Linked DNA regions of Homo sapiens: region 2 is linked to region 1. Evidence: chromatin contacts called from ENCODE Hi-C data. All regions are on one chromosome and are shown on one strand. Each heading gives the region's core, a stretch centred on a gene start or an enhancer-like site at or near the end of the contact. The rest is flanking DNA. Distances are from core to core; before and after follow the strand shown. Region 1 overlaps SLC7A11 (solute carrier family 7 member 11). Region 2 overlaps LOC105377448 (a long non-coding RNA gene).

The links. A loop is a pair of places that touch in the nucleus more often than their neighbours do. Pooled maps may share reads with other maps.
Region 2: a pooled map shows a loop between it and region 1 (3-fold over the local background). The contact joins two enhancer-like sites. A Hi-C loop is called at or near these places in 2 of 37 single-sample maps with no recorded cell type and 3 of 50 pooled maps.

Annotation. Positions count from the first base shown.
Region 1 is chr4:138,188,564-138,193,597 of GRCh38, reverse strand. The region is part of intron 6 of SLC7A11 (solute carrier family 7 member 11); the gene reads left to right. Among named protein-coding and RNA genes, the nearest start is that of SLC7A11, 51 kb to the left of the region's middle. RefSeq lists an enhancer at 2,870-2,929. Within about 2 kb of position 3,082, at least 2 of the 41 ENCODE cell types and tissues checked have a DNase peak (open chromatin) inside an H3K27ac peak, as active enhancers do.
Region 2 is chr4:138,974,514-138,979,547 of GRCh38, reverse strand. The region is part of intron 2 of LOC105377448 (a long non-coding RNA gene); the gene reads left to right. Among named protein-coding and RNA genes, the nearest start is that of NOCT, 39 kb to the left of the region's middle. RefSeq lists an enhancer at 1,502-2,323. Within about 2 kb of position 1,932, at least 4 of the 41 ENCODE cell types and tissues checked have a DNase peak (open chromatin) inside an H3K27ac peak, as active enhancers do.

The DNA.
Region 1 (5,034 bases), core at 1,833-4,332:
CAAACTCCTGACCTCAGGTCCACCCGCCTCAGCCTCCCAAAGTGCTAGGATTACAGGTGTGAGCCACTGCACCAGGCCCAATTCCTATATATTTTAAACTATAGGAAGCCAGCATTGGGTCCACAAAGTGATGTAAAGACATGACTTTGAGCATCTAGAACAGTGATTTTAAAACCTACCTCAACTACTGGAACACATCTTTCTTTGATAGAATGTCAATACATAAAACTAGTAAGAGAGGACTCATCTGGTTGAAATGAGTGAGAACAGGATAGTCTATAATCCCATTGCTTATCTTATATTCTAATTCCCAGAGCACCCTACTTGAAAGCCAGTTGTTTAGTTGATCACTAGATATCAAAGTGAAATGATCAATATTAGTTGCACTTGCCTTTTTTGGTCAGAAATGTTGGAGGCAATTTTGGGTGGTAGAAGCAGTAGTTCGTTTGGTGGGATTGAATGTCTCCATGTTTACTTGTTTCATTTCTTATTATGCAGCAGAAATGTGATGGGGCCTGGTTGTGTGTGTATAGTATAAGTGTTGTCAGTTCCTTCTAAGACATGCGTTTACTGTCTAAGGGAATTTTGAACCTCATTCCCATTTACCATGCCAAAACATATATATCTATTTTATGTTGCCTTGTTTTTAGCATAAGAGTATATTTACTTAACGTTGCTTGTCTTATTATGAGTCCTTGGGCAAAACAAGAGGCAATTGTACTTTGTTCTTTGTTGGATGGGTGGCAGTTTTCAGAAATGCAACAGATTTTTAAATTTCAAAATAGCAAACAATGGGGTCTATCTTTCCTCTGTTTTGGGGAAGTAAGAATAATAATTATTTTCTCTCCTAGCTTTTAAAGATGAAAATCAGTTTTTATTTGATATTGTAATTTAGGACATCATTTTAATAATTTTATATCATATGCTTGTCTCATAAATAATATACTATACAATAAAATTTAATGAGGACCCACTTTAAGTCTTGTATAGACTAATTAAAAGCTACAAAAAAGTCTTGATATAATGAGGTCCTTCATTCTTTTATTAGTTAGAATAATGCTAGCTGTTACAACAGACAACCCACAAAATTTCAATGGCTTTAAACAATCAAAAGTTTATTTTTAAAAATTATATAACACTCCATTATTGGTGTCCCTGGCCACCAGTAGGCTTTCACGTTTATTCTGTGACCCGTATTCCTTTCATCATGTGGCTTTGTCATGCTATAGGTCCTTTGCAACTAGCTCACTCAGGAAAAGAATGTCACAAGGTGACACACTTAACCACCTTGGTCTTCAATGACACATCTACTCACATTCTGTTTGCAAGAATGAGTCACTTGCCCCTCCTAGATAAAAGAGGGGCTGGGAAATGTGGTGTCTGTTTTGGTAGCTGCTTCTCATAAATAACTTATACTTTGGAAAGAGAAAACAGACTTTTGGTGAGTAGTTGGTTGTCTGAGCTGTAAATCTGAATCTTAGAAACACTATTATAAAAATCGTTTACCGAAATGTTGCATTATCTTAGTGTTGTGTAGACCAAATCCTGAGGAAAATAATAAATTTTTTTAAAAAATTAAAAACAACCTAAGAGATACAAGAATTGAACATCAGTGTAAAATTTAATTTATTACTATTAAAATATTTTGTGTTCTTAGTTTTTTGTTAGTATTTTATTTAAAACCAATTTTGCTTTTGTACACTAGAACTTCCCTACAAATATGTTTGTGTTTATCCATGATAAATATGGATAACTGTAATGTATCTGGAAGACAAACTCTAAGTCTTTAGAAAATGAGAAAAAATGAGATGCAGACAATGCAAATTTTTTGTGTGTATGAAATGCAAGCAAATGAAAATTTACTCTCAAGCTACATTTTGCTGAATAATTTTATTTAGTCATGAATTTATTCTAATAGTAGAATAAAAATAATGAATAGATAAAACTGCTTATATTTATGTTTCTGATTGCTTATTATTCCATATTCCTGAGTTGTGAGTTTTCATTTTAGTTCATTTCTCTGTGTGGTGGTGGCTAAGAGTGACCCTTCTGGCCATTTTTCTATGTGGCTTTGCTGCACTTTTCTCCTTCCTTTATGCATCTCTGCACATTTTTCCATGAGCTTCCTTCAACCCTGCAGTCTTTTAATCTTTGTCTGTTCATTTCTTACATCTCCCTACAGGTCTCTCTGTCTTCTCTTCTTTTATGGAGTTCTTCATCTGTGGACAATGGAGAATGGTGAGATTTAGATTAGACATCAGTGGTATTGAAATTTAAAATGTCTCAGTGAAAACACCCATAGCCTTGCCGTGGTTCAGTAAGAAGCAGAGGGCAGGTGTTTGATGCTGGAAATCAGTGAGATCACTGTGCACATTTATGTAACAATATGCTCGGCCCATCACTTTGTTCAGCCTTGGCCCAGAATCATCATTAAGCATGAACATGAACCACAGACCTTTAAAAAATGTTCATAAATAGGCTTATTGAATGTTTTCTTTCTCTTGCTATATTTTTTTCAGTGACCACCTATGCCTTCCCTGCAACTATGTGCTATGTCTCTTCAAATACATTTCATTTATAATGTTTTTAATAGCCAAATTCCCACTCAGTAGAAAACTAGAGTTACTGCCATAGCACTAAATGACAGTGAGGCAAAATCACTGAAAACACACAAAGAAATGTGTGTTCTTCTACAGATGCTCTCAGTCATCTGTAGTCCAATTTTTTTCATGTCTGGAAAACTATTTGTTTTCTTGAACGCTTACTTGTACTTCAATCCCTGCTAGAAATGTCAGAAATCAGAGAGGCAGATAGGACTGTTCCATGTCAAGGGGTCTCTGGAGAGTTTAGTGTGAGCAAGAGTCAGGGAAAGTATGTCAAAATGTATGGAAGAAAACTCATGTGAATGAAAAATACGGATAGCTTTTCTTTGAAATGTACTCATTTACTTTTTTTGTCTGCAACACATGACTGAAGTTTGAAGGGTAGAATAAAATTAACAGCTGTGGTAATAAGATAGAGTACTTCTGCAAAAAAGTAAATTGGTGGGTTGAAAAGAGAGAAGTGAGAGATGTTTGCGTCATTTCTGGGTCAGACCTACAGAAAAGCTTTCAAGGTCTTTACAGGGTCACTGTAAAGAAAATGTGAAACAAGTATGATTCAAAAATAAATGCTTTGAATCAAAAGGTACTTAATATAATTATAAGTACTTTATGTTGAGATAAATTACAGCTCCATGTCAATTGTATGTAAAGAAATAGTCCCCAGTTTCCCTTTATGTTTTAAATCTTACATTTTAAGGTATTTGCCATTTTTTGTTCTTCTTAATTTTTTCTCTTTCCCTCCTTTCTTTTTTTCTGAATGCCAAGTACATTTGTTAAAATATTTAGAATTTTTAAATAGAAATGTGAAGCATCAACCATTTCTCTCCAGAACACACAAATGTAGGTTTTGACAGAACTGCCTATCCTCATGCCTAGCCCCACAGCACAAAGACAAGCTTAGATGCCCCGGGATCCATGAGTTCTGTAGTCACCATTGTATGTGTCCAACAGAGGGGAGTGTATATGATCTATTTGGACTTGCACAAATCTCAGAAGACTGTATTCATGTTATAAAATAATCTTGAAATATCCTAAATTCAGACGATTAGAGAATTACTCATGTAATTCAGACCACTCATGTGGGCTGAATGTCAGAAATCCTTCTAACCTTCAGGTCTCCTTGACTTCTCTGGAGAATCAAGCTAGGTTTACTCATTTCATTTTCATAGCAAGGATCACTTTTAGCGAAAATGATGCACTGGAAACAATAGTCATTTCTGATGCTCCATGATAGAGTTGCAAAGCATGCTTTAAAAAATGCACCTTATTCTGCATTATTTGCAAGTTTACTTGTGGTGTGAATGTTTTTTCTACTATTTCTACTATTAGATGTGAAGAAAAGTATACTTGGCTTAAAATGTGTCACACCATGACAATTAGTCTTCTAATATTTGCCTCATTTATATAAAATATAATACATGTTTGTCAGCATGTAAAGGTCCTGGGGGCCTTGTACCTAGAGTTAAAGCAGGCACAAAGCAGCCATGACATTGTGACAAGATATACCATGCGTGTGGAACTCAGGGCCAGAAGAGGTGGGTTCTGGTTCCAGCCCTCCCGCTTACTACTTTTGTGACCTTGGTTATGTCACTCAACCTCTCTGAGCCTTGGTTTTCTTGTTTAAAAATTGCGGGTATTACTTCCTGTTTCCATGGGTTGTTGTAAATTTTGTTTGCCCATGCTCCTTCTCATTCCACAAACGATTTAAAATGACATGCATATATTTAAAGATAAAATAAGATGTATTTGCCAGTGCTTTGTAGATTATACAAACATAAGTTGCCTGCCATCATTATAGGGCCATTTTCATTTCTGGGGAGGCCTATCACTCGGAACAAAAATGCTTCTAAGCACATGTTTTAGAGATTTCCATTTAACAATTTCAAATAAAGCAAGTATGTGTGACGTAGACTGGTTGTAAGTGCCAATTTAAAATAAGCCCATAAGAAAAGAAGACTATCCAAGACCTTTTCGACTGAAGACCATTTACAACTAATAAAAATAGCAGACTCTCACATACTTAATGCCTGTTAATTGAAAAGAGCATATATGACAAAAAGCTGTTAGGATTAAGTAACTCTTGTAAATGGTATTTCGTTAGTCATAACAAACATGTACTAACATTTGAGAAAGAATAGAACTTAATTTTGTTAAGAGTGAGTCATTTTTACTCAGCTTAAAAATTATGCTTTTGTTGCATTTAGGATTGGTGGATACCTCACAAGAACACAGAGGCTTTGAAATATCCGTGGCCTACTGGTTCCTTCCTCTAATTCCCTTCATTATCAAGTGCCATTTGCCTTAATCTTGGGTTACTAGTAATGCTATCTGCGCTGTGCGTCTAAAGCCTCCAGAAAGATTGCTCAGGCATGGCCTAATAGCTTTTATCAGTTCACCCAGTGGCTCTTACACTTTGATACCTGAAACCTAG
Region 2 (5,034 bases), core at 683-3,182, 790 kb before region 1:
GCAAGTCTGCAGTGCAAAGAAAAAGCAAGTTTACTAAGAAAGTAAAGTGGTGAGAGAACAGCTACTCTGTAGGCAAAGTAGGGCGTTCCCTAAAGTAAGGGGAGGAAAACGTCCACCTCAGGTAAAATACTCATATATATATATGATAAAAAAAGATCATGGGGAGACGTGCTCTGATATAAGGGTTTGTGATAAAGGATTAATTTTCTTAATTACTATATTTTGCAAGAATCAACATTATCTTTAAAGCAAAATTTGGGCCAGGCATGGTGGCTCACGCCTGTAATCCCAGCACTTTGGGGGCCGAGGCAGGTGGATCACGAGGTCAAGAGATCGAGATCAGCCTGACCAACATGGTGAAACCTGTCTCTACTAAAAATACAAAAAATTAGCCGGGCGTGGTGGTGCCTGCCTGTAATCCCAGCTACTCGGGAGGCTGAGGCAGGAAAATAGCTTGAACCCAGGAGCAGAGCTTGCAGTGAGCTGAGATCATGCCACTGCACTCCAGCCTGGGCGACAGAATGAGACTCCGTCTCAAAAAAAAAATTAAAATAACATAAAATAAATAAAGCAAAATTCGGAATGCCTTTGTTCTGAAGATATCAAGATATCAGGACACTCTCAAGTCTGGGTCTGTTTAGTAAATGTTATCAATCTGTTCCCTTAACTGTAAATACCTAGAGGCTAGGAATACCTAACTTTCTGGGAATGCAGCCCAGCAAGTCCCAGCCTCATTTTCCTAGTCCTCACTCAAGACGGAGTTGCTCTGGTTTGAACACCACTGACACCATCATAGCAAACCTGAACTCCTGGGCTCAAGCAATCCTTCTGCCTCAGCCTCCTGAGTAGCTGGGAATACGGGCTCATGTGACCACACCCAGCTAACTTGTTAAAATTTTCTTTCATAGAGAGGGGGTCTCACTATCATGCCCTGGCTTCTGTTTCACTTTAATGCACACGGACCTGGGGTCACTGGAAGACTCATTTGGTAGGCTGTACTGGGGATTATTTAGATGAGCCACCAAGAAGGCTTCTGGAAAAGAATTTGTCTCAAGATTAAAGGGCGTCAAGGCACCCAAGCATAATCCAAGCCTTTGCTTCAGGATTGGATGGGGAGTTCTTTTTTTTTCTTTTTTGCCAACCCCAGTCTTGAGCTCTAGGAAGCAGGGACTGGGAGTAAAAACCAAAAGAACTATTTGATTAAAATCTCTGTGATTGGAACCCAGATACCATATCTGACAACACAAAGGTGGCTTTTAAGCGCACAGAGGCCTCAGCAGCTCATTGCTGCAGGGAGCCGCACCCCAGAGGGAGGAAATGTGAGATGTCTTAGAGAGCTGAGAGGGCTCAGGTTTGCCCATGGGAGGCATACGCTGGGACTCCTAGAACCCTGGATGGGTGGGGGTCTGGAATTGTGTTCGAAGGACCCACAGCAGCAGGTGGGGTAGATTCAAAGGGATAGTTTTGATATTAATACACCAATCCCATTTCTACCCCCAGGTTGGTATGATGTGCTTTTAGAATACCCCTTATCTCTAGAGACATAATTTATGAACTCTTAATCTGATGGAGGATATATTAGACAGATGTTAATTAAACAATCTCAAAAATATGTTACTTCAAGCTGTGATAAATCCCATGAAGGAGAAATACAGGGTGTCCTGCTGGTATAGAGAGGGGAATCTGATTTGGCCCGGGGTATGTGTGAGAGAGAATAATAAAGAAAGGGCTTCCTGGGGATGTGATGTTTGCACTGGGGAGGAGAGGATGCAAAGGTCCTGAAGCGGATGTGACCAGGTCAAATAAATGACAAACTGAGGAGGGGAGGGAAGCAGAACTCATGAGATGTTTCTTCTCTGATTTGCATTTTTAAATGGAGAGTTGCATTTGTGAAAGCAGAAGTTAGTGCTCGAAGGGTCCGTCTTGCACAGTTGGTCAGCTCTGTTTTTCAACACATGTGGAGTGGGAGGGGCACAGTATCCAATAACTAGGACTCTAATTATGTCTCAGTCACCAACCACGCGTAGGATTTTAAGCAGATTTCTTTTTCTTTTTCTCTTTGAGATGGAGTCTTGTTCTGTCGCTCCGGCTGGAGTGCAGTGGCACGATCTCGGCTCACTGCAACTTCTGCCTCCCGGGTTCAAGCGATTCTCCGGCCTCAGGCTCCCAAGTAGCTGGGATTATAGGTGCCCACCACCACGCTGCGCTGATTTTTTGTATTTTCAGTAGAGACAGGCTTTCACCATGTTGGCCAGCCGGTTTTGAACTCCTGACCTCAAGTGATCTGCCTGCCTCGGCCTCCCAATGTGCTGGGATTACAGGTGTGAGCCACTGTGCCCAGCTGAGATTTTGTCTTTATTTTATTTATTTTTTTGAGACAGAATTTTGCTTTTGTTGCCCAGGCTGGAGTGCAATGATGCGATCTCAGCTCACTGCAAACTCTGCCTCCTGGGTTCAAGCGATTCTCCTGCCTCAGCCTCCCGAGTAGCTGGGATTACAGGCATGCACCATCACACCCAGCTAATTTTGTATTTTTAGTAGAGACAGGGTTTCACCATGTTGGTCAGGCTGATCTCGAACTCCTGACCTCATATAATCCACACACCTCAGCCTCCCAAAGTGCTGGGATTACAGGCATGAGCCACCCTGCCCTGCCCAGCTGAGATTTTATAACCTCCATTTTTCTACCTGTAGAAAAGGGCAGAGTATTGGGTGGAGTCCTCCAGATGATCTCTACCATTCCTTCCAATGCTTAAAAAAAAATCTAAGAGTAGATTTTAAAGAGCCCTCTGTTATTTCATTGTTAGAGAATGTGTTTGTTCACTTGTTAACTCCTCACAAGTGCCCAATCTTTCCTGTTCACTCTCAGAGTAGGCCTTAGGAGAATAGAGTTTATTTTGCTATTATGTGAAGTCTTATTATTTTATTTGACACATACTGTCTTTCATTTACTCAACACCTGGGCCAGGTGCTGAATAGTCAAAGGAGAAAAGGATCTGTTGGTGCTTTCCTCCCTCCTAGTCCACTGTCAACTTAGAAGACACACATGGAATTGGATTTTTGCAATAGAAAGTAATAAATGCTTTGCTAAAGATATATAGACAGTGTTAAGAGAGAATATAGGAAGGCCACATAATCCATATATGAGTAGTATAATGGGTTACACTTGGAGATATAAAAAAGCGGGCAGGAGGCCTCAATCCCAGCACTTTGGGAGACCGAGGTGGGCGGATCACCTGAGGTCAGGAGTTCAAGACCAGCCTGGCCAACATGGTGAAACTCCATCTCTACTAAAAATGCAAAAATCAGCTGGGGGTGGTGGCGGGCACCTGTAATCCCAGCTACTCAGGAGGCTGAGGCAGGAGAATGGCTTGAACCTGGGAGGCAGAGGTTGCAGTGAGCCAAGATAGTGCCTCTGCACTCCAGCCTGGGTGACAAAGTGAGATATCGCCTCAAAAAAAAAAAAAAAAAAAAAAAAAAAAAGTAAGCAGGTAAAACATGGTAGAAACATGGTAGATACTTAATAAATGGATGTGACTGAGTGAATAAATTGTTGGCCAAAAAAAAAAAAAAAAAAAAAAAAGAAGCCAAATTCTGTAAAATATTTGAAGAGATTTATTCTGAGCTAAAGGTGAGGACCATGACCTGTGTGACACAGTCCCAGGAGGTCATGAGAACATGTGCCCAGAGTGGTTGGGTTACAGTGTAATTCTATACATTTTAGGAAGACAGATGTTACAGCCAGAGACATAAATCAATACATGTCAGGTTTACATTGGTTCAGCCCAGAAAGGTGAGACACCTTGGGGCGGGCGGGGGTGAGGTAGGGGCGGGGGGGGGGGCGCTGGGCGTGGCTTCCAGGTCATAGGTGGATTCAAAGATTTCCTGATTGACAATTGGTTGAAAGAGTTAAGTTTTGCCTAAAGAGTTGAAATCAACAGAGATAAATGTTTGGAGTTAAGATAAGAGAGGTTGTGGAAGCCAAGATTCTTTTTTTTTTTTTTTTTTTTTGATAGAGACAGAGTCTCACTATGTTGCCTAAGCTGGTTTCGAACCCCGGGCTCAAGTGATCCTCCCGCCTCAGCTTCCCAAAGTGCTGGGATTACAGATGTGAGCCACCAGGTGGCCAACATTCTTGTTATGTAGATGAAGCCTCCAGGTAGCAGGCTGCAGAGAGAATAGATGGTAAATGTCTCTCATCATACCTTAAAAAGTGCCAGACTCTTAGTTGAATCTCTTTTGGATCAGAGGAAGACCTGGAAAGGGAAGGGAATTCTCTACCGAATATACATTTTCCCCACAAGAGAGGACTATGCAGGGCTATTTCAAAATATGTCAAAGAAATATATTTTGGGGCAAAATACTTTGATTTCTCTCAGGGCCTAGTATCTGTCATACAATGCTATACGAGAGGCACGTTGGAATTTGGTATCTTATTGCTACAGAGTCTGTTTATTAATGGCAGAGTTTTAACAATTTATTTATTTCCAACTTTTATTTTAGGTTCAGGGGGTACATATGCAGGTTATATGAGTGAACTGCGTCAGTCTTAAGATCTCTTCTGTTTTTTTTTTTTTTTTTTCTTTTGAGACAGAGTCTCACTCTGTCGCCAGGCTGGAGTGCAGTGGCACAATCTTGGCTCACTGCAACCTCCACCTCCCGGGGTCAAGCGATTCTCCTGCCTCAGCCTCCTGAGTAGCTGGGACTACAGGCGTGTGCCACCACGCCCAGCTAATTTTTGTATTTTTAATAGACAGGGTTTCATCATGTTGGCCAGGATGGTCTGGATGTCTTGACCTCGTGATCCGCCTGCCTCGGCCTACCAAAGTGCTGGGATTACAGGCGTGAGCCACCACACCCAGCCTAAAATCTCTATTTTAATGTTAATGCTGGTCAGTTGTGCCTGAATTCCAAAGGTAGGAGAGTATAATGAGGTATGTCCGCCTCCCGCTTCCCACCATAGCCTGAATTAGTTTTTCAGCTTTCTGTAGAATCCCTTTGGCTGAGAGGAAGGGTCCATTCAGCCAGCTGGGG